Regions from separate parts of the Homo sapiens genome. Here regions 1 and 2 are each linked to region 3. The links are chromatin loops, found by intact Hi-C in ENCODE. Cell type or tissue: GM12878. All regions are shown on one strand.

What was found. A loop is a pair of places that touch in the nucleus more often than their neighbours do. Peaks named below come from ENCODE experiments on the same cell type or tissue, not always from the same donor. Only the 100,000 strongest peaks of a DNase experiment are listed, where the experiment ranks them.
Region 1: a loop joins it to region 3, with 2.2 times the contacts of the local background. A loop is called at or near these places in 1 of 110 quality-filtered maps.
Region 2: a loop joins it to region 3, with 6 times the contacts of the local background. A loop is called at or near these places in 1 of 110 quality-filtered maps.

Annotation. Positions count from the first base shown.
Region 1 is chr6:164,394,189-164,399,188 of GRCh38, forward strand. No RefSeq gene overlaps it. Among named protein-coding and RNA genes, the nearest start is that of MEAT6, 430 kb to the right of the region's middle. In GM12878, no CTCF peak of the experiment used is centred here; a DNase peak (open chromatin) is centred at 2,667.
Region 2 is chr6:163,753,490-163,758,489 of GRCh38, forward strand. The region is part of intron 1 of LOC124901499 (a long non-coding RNA gene); the gene reads left to right. Among named protein-coding and RNA genes, the nearest start is that of QKI, 340 kb to the left of the region's middle. In GM12878, no CTCF peak of the experiment used is centred here; a DNase peak (open chromatin) is centred at 2,802.
Region 3 is chr6:164,504,700-164,509,699 of GRCh38, forward strand. It overlaps LOC107986667 (a long non-coding RNA gene), which reads left to right. Exons shown (of 3, transcript XR_001744460.3): 2 at 3,001-3,070. Among named protein-coding and RNA genes, the nearest start is that of MEAT6, 310 kb to the right of the region's middle. RefSeq lists an enhancer at 3,284-3,463. In GM12878, no CTCF peak of the experiment used is centred here; a DNase peak (open chromatin) is centred at 3,052; H3K27ac peaks cover 1,493 bases.

The sequences.
Region 1 (5,000 bases), 110 kb before region 3:
GATACTAACAGAGCCTCTGCTAATTTCTTTTGCTTAGGATTTGCACAATGTAACTTTTTCTATCCTTTAACTTGTAACTCATGTATACCTTTCTATTTAAAGTATATTTCTTATAGAAAAATATAGTTGGATATTACTTCTATATCCAATATTACTATCTTGTCTTCTAGATGGGGCATTTAGACCTTTTGTATTAATCTAATTCTTCATGATGGTTGAGAATTGACCCGCCATCTTGCTATTCATTTTCTATTTTCTCTAAATGTAATTTATTCCTTTTGCCCTTTTTCCTGCCTTATTTTGAAATAATTAAATATATTTTATGATTCATTTTTATTTATTTTATTGGCTTATTGATAGAACTTTTTATTGCATTATTTTTCAATTGTTTATCTCTAGGGCTTATATACTTTTTTTTTTTTTTTTTTGAGACGGAGTCTCGCTCTGTCGCCCAGGCTGGAGTGCAGTCACACGATCTCGGCTCACTGCAAGCGCCGCCTCCCGGGTTCACGCCATTCTCCTGCCTCAGCCTCCCAAGTAGCTGGGACTACAGGCGCCCGCCACCACTGCTGGCTAATTTTTTGTGTTTTTAGTACAGACGGGGTTTCACCATGTTAGCCAGGATGGTCTCGATCTCCTGACCTCGTGATCTGCCCGCCTCGGCCTCCCAAAGTGCTGGGATTACAGGCGTGAGCCACCGCACCCGGCGGGGCTTATATACATTTTTAAATGATCACAGTCACATATAAAAAAAACCTCTTCACATAATTTCTAAGAAACTTCCCAATATATGGTTTCATTTCCTCCCCACTTCCTTGTTTTTGTCATACATTTGAACTCTACATATTGTAAATCCTGCAAAGCATTATTATTAATCTTTAGACATTTTTCTTTAAAAGGTATTATAAATAAAAAAAAGGTCATTCATATTTGCTCACGTTTTTCGTATTTCTGTTTCTCTTTATTTCTTTCTGTATTTCCACATTTCCATCTTATATTATCCTCTTATGGACTTCATTAAAATATTTTTTAATTTAGATATGCTGGCCACAATATCACTCATGATTTGATTTTCTGAAAAAAGAAAAAAAAAATCAAAACTCTTTGCTTTAACTTTTAGAGGATATTTTCACATGTTGTATAAATTTGTAGATTTTCAGGTTTCTCATTTGGTACTTTAAACACGTGACTCTATTCTCTTGTGATTTGCATCAGTTCTGATGACAGCCTGATGTCTTCTCATCTTTGTCTCTCTCTGTTGGTACTTTTTTGTTCTTCTTTGATCCCTGGATGCCTTCAAAATGTTTCTTCTCTTTGATTTCTAGTAGTCTGATAATGATAAATTTAGAGTTTTTCTTTAATCCTGCTAGTGGTTACTTGAGATTTTTGGATCTGTGGTTGGTTTCCTTTCATTACATTTGTCTATTTCTTGGTCACTATATCTTCAATGTTTCTTTTGTCCCACTTTCTCTTCTCCTTTTGAAATTCCAGTTACATGTATATAAGACCTTTTGACACGGCTCTTGGATTTTTGTTCCATTTTATTCCTTCTTTCTCTCTGAGTTTCAATTTGAAAAATTTCTATTGACCTGTCTTCAGCTTCCTCCATTTTCTTCCTCTAGGCACATCAATTTGGTGTCTAGCTTTCTGGCATGCCTGTCAAAGGAATTCTTTATCTCTGACATTGTCTTTTCTTTCTTAGCGTATTCAATGGACACATTTTAATCGCCCTTCTCTCAATGCTCAGCGTGCCTATTTGTTCCTAATTATTTCCCCACAGTAGACTGCTGTTGTTTGTTACTCAATGAGAGGCTTCTGGGGGGAAGTCTTTTGGGGGAGGGGGAAGGTGCCATTGTCCGGTCCATCCTTAGTCATCGTCAGGCCTTGTGCTTCTGAACTTCAGAGGTGGGGCTTTCTCGCCATCCTGCCTCCCCGACAAGGTGCCAGTCTCTGCGGCATGTCAGTGGGGGTGCTTGAGTACAAGTGTCTTTTTGTTCTTGTCTAGTGTCAGCTGAAGTCTCCTTTGTTTCAGAGCAGGGCTGTGTCCATGAGTGTGTTTTCCCCACACCTCTCCTATTAGCAGATCAACATTACATTGTGAATAACAGATGGAGACGTGCAGGTTTTCCACCCTCCCCTGAAGCTCCTGGCCTTGGCCTAAGACTAGATGGCAGCAGCATTTCCTGGCTGTCCCCAAGCAGCACATGGCATTTGCTTCCTATGAGAGAAGAGTCCACGGTGTTGACAGTTCGGTGTCTGTCTCCTGCAGTAGCTGCTCACCATCTGTGTGTCTGGGATGGCTCTGGGCTTCAGTCTTCCCCATAAGCATTCAGTGGTAGCTGCAGGCACAAAGGAGCCGGTGAATGGTTGCTGACTCCTTTAGGAGCACACTCTTCCTTTAACCATTTGCTGAAGACATTTTTCTTGCCTGGTATCATGCTTGCTGCTACCACTTCCTCTGCTGCTCCAAAAGAGGAAACAATTTATGTGCCCCTCTGCCCTCTGAGGGGCTTGTCACATATTGGAATCCAGTTCACTTGATTGCTTTGGCTCTCTGATGGGCTGAAATAGTTATAATTTTATAGTATTTCTGGCTGCTACTCATTGTTAGAGTGGGAGCAAAGTTCTACTGCAGTTTTCTACATCCAAAGTGAAACTGAAACCATGCAATCTCACTTTTAGAAGGTATAAGCACAAGAATGCCTAAATAGCACTATTCTAAGGAAACTGATTTACATTAAAAGTGATGGCTTTGACACAGTTCCACATTTTTTGTCTCTTCAGAATAAATCAGGCAAAAGAATTGTTCTCTGCGACGCACCTCAAGTTAAATTTCTTTTGAGTTGAATATGACCAACTTTTTAAAACTTCCTTTAGTTTGATTTATTACATACCTGGAATTTTTGATTTTTAAATCTGTTCTCTTAACTTCTCTACTGGTCTTCTTTCTTTTTGTCTAAATTTCAACTTTCAACCACCCATTCACATCAGTGTATTACCATATATCTTCTAATTGTGTTGAATCAAATCCTGTAGCATGTACAAATTACTGTAGATGAATGCCACAGCTTCTCATGGGAACAAACTCAAAGTAAATATAAAGAGACATAATGCATTATGTTCCCCTTAAAGCTCCTGATTGATTTTGAAAAGGTTGTGGGCATGAGATCCAATGACGATTTTCATTGTTAGTGCCATATGTTAAAAATGGTATAGAAATGTTCATTTTGGAAAGAGCACACAAAAACGAATTGGCTGGGCTCAGTGGTACACACATGTAGTCCCAGCTACTTAGGAGGCTGAGAAATTGGGAGGCTGAGATGGGAGGATTGCTTGAGCCCAGGAGTTTAAGGCCAGCCTGGGCAACACAGTGAGACCCTGTTTCTAAAAACAAAAGAAAACATTGATATTTCTATACTATAAATTAACATTTGGCAACTAAAACAAGATTAAAAAATAAAAGTTACTGCGTAACATCAAAGGGAGGAATGGAGTGAACCAATGTTGTTAGATTCAAAGGCAATATGTACATTCTGTCACATGCAATGCAAAAGATGCATGGAGTTTGTGAGGAAATGCATAATATAACAATGTATTTTCAAAATTTACTACGGGGTTTGCAATTTCTTGATAACAAGAAGCATTGGAATCTGCAACTTGCAGGGGCATTTTTTTGTGTTTTTCTTACTTTTGAAAAGGAGGTGAGAATTTTTAAAAATAAAGTGGCATCTTGTCATTATGACTCGAACTTTGTGTGTATTTAGTATTTAGTCACGCCTAAATTGATGTCAGCTAAAGGTTATTTGTAAAAACACAATTCTTGACTGTTTTTTTCATTTTGTTCCATTAGCCTACCATTAGAAACATAATTTATAAATGCATTCACTGGTACTTTTAAATAATACATGAAGATCCAACAACAGTACTTGAATTTTTAGGAGTTGAGCTATTTTTTAAGCTCTTTTTTTTCTTTTAAAAAAAAAACACTTCTGGTATAGTAAATTCTTTCTTGTTTCTTAGGTGTTTTATAAACTTGTTTACAAAAATATAGCACAGAATATTAGGAAATATCTTGGAAGTTTTATAAAAGCAATCATTTATTTTTTAAGTTTTTATTTACTTTCATTTTTTCAGGGTGTGTGGATGTGAAAACAATAAGGATATTTTTTATTAATACTATTTTTTAAAATAATGAGCACTCACATAGAAAATTATTGTGAATATTAATTTTCTTATATATTTGCATGGAAGCATTCTATTTCTGGAAATTTCCTTATTGTTTTAGATGACAAAGTACATTTTTGTGAGATACATGAATTAAAACAGTTTAGGCAATTCAACATTATGTGAGATTTCATTAAACATAAAGATCTCTGAATAATATCTCATTTGGGCCATGATGATTTATAAAAACTTAATACCATATTTGATAAATCATGTGAACTTGAATTATTAGTGACACAGCTCTTTGGATAAAGACTTGAATCATAAAGTTAACAAAAGCATGTAAACTGACACTATTGAAAAAGATATGCATTTTTTGGCTCATAATCTCAACTGTGTTTTACTTACATGTACATAAAGTGACTATCACTCTTTTCTCTACGATCAATGTATTCTCTACCCTGAGTGAGAGTTTGTATGCAAGCAAGAATGTACTAGAAAACATCCTGCTTTTGAGCACTAAGACATTTTTCTGACCTCTCTTCCTATGTTAAAGGGGATATCATTTTGAAGCAGTTTGGTTTCCTGTTTGGGTTTGTTTTATTATCATTAGCTTTGACATTACTCCTTAAAATTTATAATGTAGAAATCCTTTCCATATCAGCTATTAGTTAAGCAAATTTTCTTTCCTTGTTTTAAAAGTTTATATTGAAATGCATTTAAGTTAACAAAAATTTGCAAAAATAGTACAGTGACTTCTTATATACTATTAGCAATGTATTCCGTTTTCCGTTGCTTTGTATCCTCTCCAGTGAATTGGTTTGGCAGCTTCTTCT
Region 2 (5,000 bases), 750 kb before region 3:
CTCATTTGCAAAATGAGAAAAATGATACTAACCATGTATGATGGTTGTGTAAATTTTGTGAAAGCAGTTCTACGAACAAGGCCTTGACAGCAGTGGTGAGAAATGAATAGATTGGAGCCGTTGCCTACAATGGCTGCCATGGTGTGAGTCATAGCAGACCTGCAGTAGACCTTCTAGTACCTAGAAGACAAGAAAACTTCTGTTCCTTGAATTCAGTGAAGATGCCTGACCAGACAGGAAATTGAGGCCCAAGGAATACTTCCAAAAACTTGTCTTTACAGAGTGGGATAGAAATGCATTAAGGCAAATGTGTCTGCTAGGTCAGCTGTCATGAAGAACCACAGACTGGGTGGTTGAATTAACAGCAGTTTACTGTCCCCATTCAGGAGGCTGAAGTCCAGGATCAAGGTGTCAGCAGGGCTGGTTCCTTGCAAGGCTGTGAGGCGGAATCTGTTCCAGGCCTCTCCTCTGGCTTCTGGTGGTAGCCTTGGGTGATCCTTGGCTTGTGTGCCCGTGCCCATTGCCCTCATCTCAGCCTTCATCTTCACTTGGTGTTCTCCCTGTGAGTGCTTGTGTCCAAAGTACCTTTTCTTTGAGACGGAGTCTCACTCTGTCACCCAGACTGGAGTGCAGTGGCACGATCTCGGCTCACTGCAAGCTCCACCTCCTGGGTTCATGCCATTCTTCTGCCTCAGCCTCCCTAGTAGCTGGGACTGCAGGTGCCCGCCACCACGCCTGGCTAATTTTTTGTATTTTTTTTTTTAGTAGAAATGGGGTTTCACCATATTCGCCAGGATGGTCTTGATCTCCTGACCTCATGATCCACCTAACTCGCCTCCCAAAGTGCTGGGATTACAGGCGTGAGCCACCACGCCCAGCCCAAAGTACCTTTTCTTTTTGAGACAGAGTCTTGCTCTGTCACCCAGGCTGGAGTGCAGTGGCACGATCTTGGCTCACTACAAGCCCTGCCTTGGGTTCACACCATTCTCCTGTCTCAGCCTCCAGAGTAGCTGGGACTACAGGCGCCCGCCACCACACCCGGCTAATTGTTTTGTATTTTTAGTAGAGACGGGGTTTCACTGTATTAGCCAGGATGGTCTTGATCTCCTGACCTCGTGATCTGCCCACCTCGGTCTCCCAAAGTGCTGGGATTACAGGCGTGAGCCACCGCACTTGGCCCAAAGTTCCCATTTTTATAGGGAAACCAGTAATATTGGATTAAGGTCCACTTTAAGGACCTCACCTTAACTATATTAATTGTAATAATCATAATTAATTAATTGTATCTGCAATGACTGTATTTCCATATAAGGACATACTCTGAGTTGCTGGGGGTTAGGACTTCAACATAGGAATTTTCGGGGGATACGATGCAACCCATAATAGCAAATGTTGTGAATAAAACTGTAAAAAGCACCCCTCCTTTTTCCCTAACAAATGAAGGCTTTGTCACTTGGTTTTCTGTCTTCTCTCCACCCTGGTTCTGCCGTCTTCCTGGGTGCCTTCAGCATGCGCTTGATGGCCTGTCCTCTTGGTGCCCCACATGTGGCCACTCCCCCACTTTGTCATGTGTCCCCCACCCCGCCCCACCAACTTGATGCAGTGTCATTGCCAAGATTCTTAATATGCATGTTCCTCTCTCTTGCTACACGTTTTTTTTTAACCATTCCAGCTGCCTGATCAGCTACTTCCACTAAAACCATCTCTGGCCCTCGGAACCCCCTGTTCATTCATTCTTTAACCTTTTCCTCATCCATTGGTCTCTCCTTATTTCTCTCCATATGTACCTTAGATTCCTTGGTTCCTCAACATTAGGTCTTACCAAATCATCTCCCCGTCCCTCGGCAAATTTGTCAAAACCCCAACTCTGGACGAACTCAACAATACATTTTCTCTGTACCTGTACCCAGGTATCCCAGGAGGTCAGAGAAAACCACACAATAGGGCAGATAAGAATCCTGATAAACTCATAAGATACCAGCCTTGAATGGGGGCTCCATCCTGCCGAGCAATCCTACCGTATTTCCCTGGCCAGGATGTTCTCCTGTGCTCTTAATGACTATTTTGAACTTTCTTTACTATTTTGGAAATTCTAAAGCCTCATCAATACCTGTCTTTTCAGAAGAGAACCCTGATTCTTTTCTAAGAAAATTAAAGCATTTAGACTAGAACCCTTCAACGTTCTGCTCCCAAATCAATATACCTGACTGAATACCTCATTCCTTCCTCCCAGCCTCATTCCCTCTCTTTGCACTTAGAGGAGGTGTTTGTGTTCTTGGCCAAGCCTCATCTTTCTATCTGTGTTCTGGATTGCATCTCCTCCCACTTCTGAGAGATGTCTCAATATTGATTATTCTTTCCTGCTCTAAATTTCCCCCCTCCCAGTTCATTCCTATCATCATTTCTATATGCTTGAGCTTCTACCGTATTTATAGAAGAAATGAATTTCTCTTAATCTCACATTTGTCTTTCAGTTACCACCTGATCTCTTTTTTCTTCTACACCAAATTCCTTGAAAGAAGTGTATACAATAATTAGCCGAGTATTTCTTTTTAGCTACTAAAACATGTGATTTATTCTACCCACATATAAGGGTTACATTTTCATAGCTGAGTTTTAAAAAATTGTGGTGAAATACACATAACAAAAAATTTTACCATCATAACTATTTTTGAGTAAACAGTTCAGCCGTATTAAGTGTATTCACATTACTGTGCAACTGATCTCCGGAATTCTTTTCATCTTGCAGAACTGAAACTCTATACCCATGAAGCAACAAGTTTCCCTTCCCCATTTCTCCAGCCGCTGGCAGCCACCATTCTGCTTTCTCTCTCTGATTTGACTGCTCTGGATACTTCATGTAAATGGACTCTTACAGTATTTGTCTTTTTGTGATTGGCTTATTTCACTTAGCTTAATGTCCTCAAGGCTCATCCGTGTTGTGGCATGTGTCAAAGTTTTCTTTTTTGGAGCTAATATTCCATAGTAGTGTACACACACACACACACACACACACACACACACACACACGTATATTTCTTTTCTTTTCTTTTTTTTTCTTTTTTTTTGAGATGGAGTCTCACTCTGTCGCCCAGGCTGGAGTGAAGTGCCAAGGCTCACTGCAAGCTCCACCTCCCAGGTTCACACCATTCTCCTGCCTCAGCCTCCTGAGTAGCTGGGACTACAGGCGCTCACCACCACGCCCGGCTAATTTTTTGTATTTTTAGTAGAGATGGGGTTTCACCGTCTTAGCCAGGATGGTCTTGATCTCCTAACTTTGTGATCCTTCCGCCTCAGCCTCCTAAAGTGCTGGGATTACAGCATGAACCACCGTGCCCGGCTGTATATACACTACATTTCTACATTTTGTGTATCCATTCGCTCATCAGTGATGGACACTTGGGTTGCTTCTGTCTTTTTGCTATTGTAAATAGTGCTGCTGTGAACATGGATGTACACATATCTCTTCAGGGCCCTGCTTTTAATTCATTTGGGTACACACCCAGAAGTGGGATTACTGGATTATGTGGTAATTCTATTTTTAATGTTTTAGGAAGTTCCGTACTGTTTTCATAGTAGCTATACAATTTTACATTCCCACAAACAGCACTTAAAGATTCTAATTTCTCTACATCCTTGCTAACAGTTATTATTTTGTATTTCTCTCTTTTTCCAGTAGTGGCCATTCTAATGGGATAAAGTGGTATCTCACTGTGGTTTTGATTTGCAGTTCCCTAATGATTAGTGGTATTGAGCATCTTTTCATGTGCTTGTTAGCTATTTGTATATCTTCTTTGCAGAAATATCTATTCTTTGTTCATTTTTTAATAGGGTCTTTTGTTCTATTTTGTTGAGCGTAACTAGCCCAATTTTTTCATTTCCTCTTCACTCCTCAATGCATTCAACTTTGTATCCTGCTAATATCATATTAACAAAATAGTAGGTATCTCCACATCATCATGTGTGATGGGCATTTTCAGCCTTCATTTCATACTCTCAGCATTTGACCTGGCTGATCTCTCCTTTCCTTCTCCACACTGGCTTCATTGATGGCAGCTGACTTCCCCTCATGGCCCTGCCTTCTTTTCAGGCTGCTCTTCCTGCTTGTCCTCTTCAGCAGACTTCTCCATCCTGTTCTCCTTCACAGTTTGCTCTCAGGTCTCCTTCACACTCTGCTCTTGCCTGGAGATCTCACCCTTGCTCATGGCTGTTGCCAGCTACAAGTGCCATTTGCATTCCAATGACTCCAAACTTTAAATTTGTAGATCAGCTTGCTTCTCTGAATTCCAGATGCAAATGATCTCATTGCCCATTAACATTCCCACTTGCACTTCTTAAGGACACTCTTCATGTTCAAACCTAAACCTTTGGTCTGTCTCTGAAAGCTGCTCCTCCTTGATTTCACACATCAGTAAAAGGCACTGTTACCTGCCTGGTCACCAGGACCCTCAGACTATGACCTCTTTCTCTTCCTCCTTTCGTTTCCATGTCCTGAGGATTTCAACTCTTAAATATATGGAATATCTCTTACATACATCCACTTTTATCAACTCCTGTCCGTCTGTCAGAGGCGTTTGAACCAGAGCTACTCCGTCTTGAATAGGGGCTGGGTAAAATAAGGCTGAGACCTACTGGGCTGCATTCCCAGATGGTTAAGGCATTCTTAATCATAGGATGAAATAAGGGGTCAGCACAAGATACAGGTCATGGAGACCTTACTGATAAAATAGATTGCAGTAAATGAGCTGGCCAAATCCCATCAAAACCAAGATGGCAATGATAGTGACCTCTGGTCGTCCTCACTGCTACACTCCCACCAGCGCCATGATCATTTACAAATGCCATGGCAACATTAGGAAGTTACCCTATATGGTCTAAAAAGGGAGGCATGAATAATCCACCCGTTGTTTAGAGTATCATCAAGAAATAACCATAAAAATGGGCATCCAGCAGCCCTTGGGGCTGCTTTACCTGTGGAGTAGCCATTCTTTTACTCCATT
Region 3 (5,000 bases):
TGGCATGCTTGAATGATGGTTTTCTTGGAGACATTAGGCAGCAGGTCATTAGTGAGAGGAAGCTTTCAAAAACATGAAGTTTGGTTTTCTGCATGTTAATGCTTTGTTTATAAGACTTGTAGTTATATCTAGCTCTTGGATGTCCACACAATTCTGTGTGTCTATTTGTGATCTGCTACATGGAAACCTGGACTGGGAAGCCAGACCCAGGTTTTGAGGTAACTCTAACCAATGGAGGTGGCAATTATTTGTTCACTTATGCCACAGATATCTTACAGTACGGAGTTTATGGCAAAAACTTACTAAGGCTGAATATGCAAAGCTAAAGAAAAGACACGATTCAATGTGCTCAGACTCTCCAGTGGCATGGTTGATACTGACTGTTAACAAGCGAACAAAGGTTAGAATAGTTAGTTTTGCTAGGATGAGGGAAAAGGCAACATCTTCAAGGGAACAGACTTGAAAAACATGGGCCATCTTTTCCATTCCACATGCATAGGAAGAGATCTTTTCCATTTTTACCCTCTGTAACTCTAACCAAGCAAGGTGCCTTGTACTACACAATACGGGCATGATAAATACATATTTCTGTAATTTATATAAATTTATATTTGCCTACATATTTTTAACTTTCAAAAATGCCAAATATACCTAAGGTAAAATACAATAAATTTCTATTCTTCCTTTTCATGGTAATTTTGTTTCAAGTGGAAATACAAATGAAAGTTCAATAAATTTGGGGTTGAAACCATTTCTCTTTCCTATGAGAATGAATCACTGGGGAGAAGAGAAAAAGCCCTTTTCACACTGTGAGGCATGTCTGCAGAACAGTTCCCCTGTCATGGAACTGCCACTACCTGTCCGCATCTTTGTTTGAATAAAATGGATCTGCCGGCACGTTATGTCACTCACAGAAGACTTAACATTGTGCAAAATCTCCCCCTGAAAATAAAGAGGGCACAATATTTGAGTAATTTGTACATTGGTAGGTGAGAATTAGTAATCTTGTGAATAGCACAGTGATAACCCACTTCGGTGCTTTTAACTGATGTCATTCTTTCCTACATAACTTTCCAATTCTGGTTGTCTGAGACTTGTCTCTTCATGGGCTCTGCAGACTGATCCTCTACCATATTGTTTCCTCTGGTGTCGTCCAAGTTTCTGATTTTAGGTCAGCACTCTGCTCTCCAGAAGCCACACTCCTTGTCCTCAGTGACATAATTATCTTTATGTCCTCTGGGAAAGGAGAATATGGCCAGGAACAAGATCAGGAGACAGAAACGTGTCTGGAAAAGCCTTTGGTTTGGCTGGAAAGCTCACATAAACAGAACATCTATAACCTCAGTTAATTCTAAACCCAAATCCATTGAATAAAGGGGAAAAATCCATATTACCTGACTCATTTTTTGTTGAACTTCTTTTAAGATAATTGGCCAGTGGGCCTAATGGAGCACCTCCAACAAACATTTTCTCCACTTCCTCCCCTCCCCAGACTTGTGCTTCCTTTTGTTTTCTTTCCATTTGTTAGTCTCGTGAGGTGGTGATCACTCCTTCCCTTCCCTTCCTTTCCCTTCCCTGCCCTGCCTTGCCCTGCCCTGCCCTGCCCTCCCCTCCCCTCCACTCCCCTCCCTTTCCCCTCCCCTCTCCTTCCCTTCCCCTCCCTTCTTACATATCTTATCCAATGGTCCAATAACCTGTAGTCCCTAGCCATCCCAGCTCACTCTACCATGTAGCAACCCACATCCTTGTGGGTGTGGGTATGGGTGTGGGTGTGTGTGGAGAGTGTATATGTTTATATATATATTTTTTTCAGACGCATTGTTATTTAAGTAAGTGAAGAAAATCTGTGACATCTTTTCTACCTAAGCAAATTATAATACTTTATCAATATCTTCTTTTTACTAAAACAAACCCATATCATTTTCATAATATTAGATTGGCGCAAAAGCAATCGTGGTTTGACAAAAACCACGATTGCATTTGCACCAACCTATAATTCTATTTCAGATAAGAAAAAAGTTATTAAACTTGCTAATCTTCATCAGGATCATGTTATCTATCAGTTCATCTTTGATTGTTCAGCCAATTTCCAGGTGGAGTGTAAGGAAAACAGAAATTGATTTGGTAGAAATTTTCCTTAAACTTCTAGAAATACTTGTGGATTTCTAATTGCTCACATGTGTGGTGAGTCTGGCTACAGATTGATAAGACACTTTTGCCAATTTCACCTGTGAAAAAATATCTCATTTTTTTATAGTCAGCCTTTCTAAAGTGTCTCCAGTGTGCCACTTTTATCTGCCATTCTGGAACAGAGAATGCTCTGATTCCTCTCTCTGGTAAAACAGAAGTCCTCCTTCTTGGAGACTGAATGAATTTTAGGTGGAAGCATTTCTTTCCTCACTTGTCCCGTTTGTTCTGATGACGTGCTTCTCCATCCAGGTAACAGCCTGCCCGACGCGGATCCGGGAATACAAACAGGCTGTGCATATAGTTGGAGCCTCTCTTCACACAGCATTTCATCCTTAGGCTCAACATGTCATCAACAAGGCTTTTTAAGACCACTAATAATCACCCTTTGGGTTTTGGAAAAACCAGTACTCAGATTTTGGCTAATATGATTGTCATACATTTGCTTAATAAAGTTTCCGCCTCAGCATCTATTTTTAAGCCTGACGTAAGTTGCTGGAAGCCCAGCTGCACCCTGTCCCCTTCAGTCTAGTTAAGTTTCCTGGCCCTTACGGTGCTTTGAGATATTGTCTGCTCGTTTTTCATCCTGCTGACCCCAAACCCAACACACCCCACAGCTGCTGGCCATGGTGAAACCTAATGGTTAACATCAGAGTCCTGTGATCAAGTTCCCCACTTTGAGCGTGTTGTCTTAAAAGGACTCAAGCCACAACTCCTTTGAGAAAGCTTAAGTGATAACACCTATGGGTTTTAGTATAGCTGCAGTCTCACAGGTTCTCTCTCTCTGACTCTCTCTCTCTCCTCCCCCACCAGCTAGTTAAGCACTCTATTGCCTCTGGACTTCCTGTTGGCTGCCCATCAGCACCCCGACCTCTCCAGACCTGTAAGTAATAAATTTCTTCTGTTTCGTGCATTTTGGTTTCACTTCCTCATTGTCTCACCAGATACACACACCAGAATAAACTCCCCTGTCAGGACTCTCCTAGAAAGTGGTATCACGGCTCATGGCCATTCTCAAGAGAAAGATCTCAAGACTAAATTAGAAACCATTACAATGAAAATCACAACGATAACGAAAAGGGACTGCTTGTTTGTTACTATGAGCCAAAGAACTTCAGAGCCTCAGATTTTTCCACGTAAAAGTAACTTGAGGATCTTTTCTCATGGCTAGAGTTTGAATTTTCTCAAGTCTGCCTTTAAAACAACTGCAGTATGAGCTGCATCTCTGTTATTCTTACTGAAGTGAAATATTCACACTGCACTGGCTGGTAAGTGTTCTAGGAGCATGATGTAAATGTTCTTCCTGGAAACTACCAATCCATTTTGGCAAGACTTTAAATTATACTTGCAATCCTTTCTTCTCGCTTATTTGATAATGTATCTTTTCTCACTTTCTTCTATTCATTAATTTTTTTCTCTTCCATTATTTATCATTATGGTCTATGGCTGTTGTTTAACTCTCTAAGGCTATTTATACCACTTGCATGAATCATGCTACATAAAGTAAAATAGTACCACACCATAGATTAAGGAAACTCGCTTTCTAATATATGATTAATTGTAAGTGGCTACACTTCCCATAATAAATTAATATAAAATGTGCTCAGTCATATGTTATGGAGATATGTGATGCATAAATAATTTTTTATGCTTCACTTTAATCAGCATTTTGTACCAAGTCATATTATCATCTATAAAATGCTTTTCAATTGGTCCTAGGCAATCCAGACCACATAATACTTACTTCAAGGAAAAATAATGAATATTTTAATCTTAAATATTACATACAAATGGCAGTAAATAAAAGTTAATAGGATTTAGTTTCTTTCAAATTATTTTGATCATTTCTAGGCAAGTAATTTCTTTCATAAATCAGATCATATCTTTAATTAGGAAAAGTTGGTGTGCAATATTAAAACAAAGAGTTGGACTTAGAAATTGTAAAATATAAGCTTACGTTCCAGCTCAGCATGTCACTGTCAAAAGTCACTTCATATCTTAGAGTCTCAATGACTTGGTAAAAGGGGAATAGCACTAATGTCCACCCTGCCTCCATTGTGGGACTACTGTAAGCATCTAATACTATAGTGACCTTATGAGTGTTTTGTGCATTTTTAAAGCACCAACTACCTGCAAGGTGCAACTGTGATTTATTCCAGTATTTCAAAAAATGCATGTTCATTAATGTTTTCCTACACATACTTTCAGCACATCCATAGGAAACTCATAGTGCACTCCTCTGCATAACAGATGAACAATTAAATGCCTTTAAAATATAATTGGTAAAGGTACAAGTCTGCAGAGATTCTTTTCGGTCTACATTCCTCCCTTTCCAAGATCCCCTGTTCTCTTTCAGCAGCCAGCAAGAAGCTCTGAACACAGTATATCTTTGCCAGTTTGGTTTGATTTTTGGTGGTTTTTATAGCTTTTTGCCATCCTGCTTTTCCAAGCTACCCACGGTGCATCTGAGCAGATCCTTGAAACTGTCATGCATTGAAACCCCCTCTCTGCCTGTCAGTCTCATCTGCTTTAATCCCAGGCTACCAGCAGCTCAGTAATAAAACTGAGAAAACAAACTCACCATCTATTATTAAAAGTTTAACTCAATGATTGTTACTGCATCTATAGAAATATGTAGGCAACACTCAACCTTTCTATAGCCATATTTTTACCCTTTAAAAACTATTACAATATTCTCTCATGAAATAATGTAATTCTTTCACATTAATTAACTAAAGATGATTTCAAATAACCAGTGCATGAAGGGAAATAGCTGAGGCTCCCCAGAGTTTAGGCATCTTTGTCTGTGGATG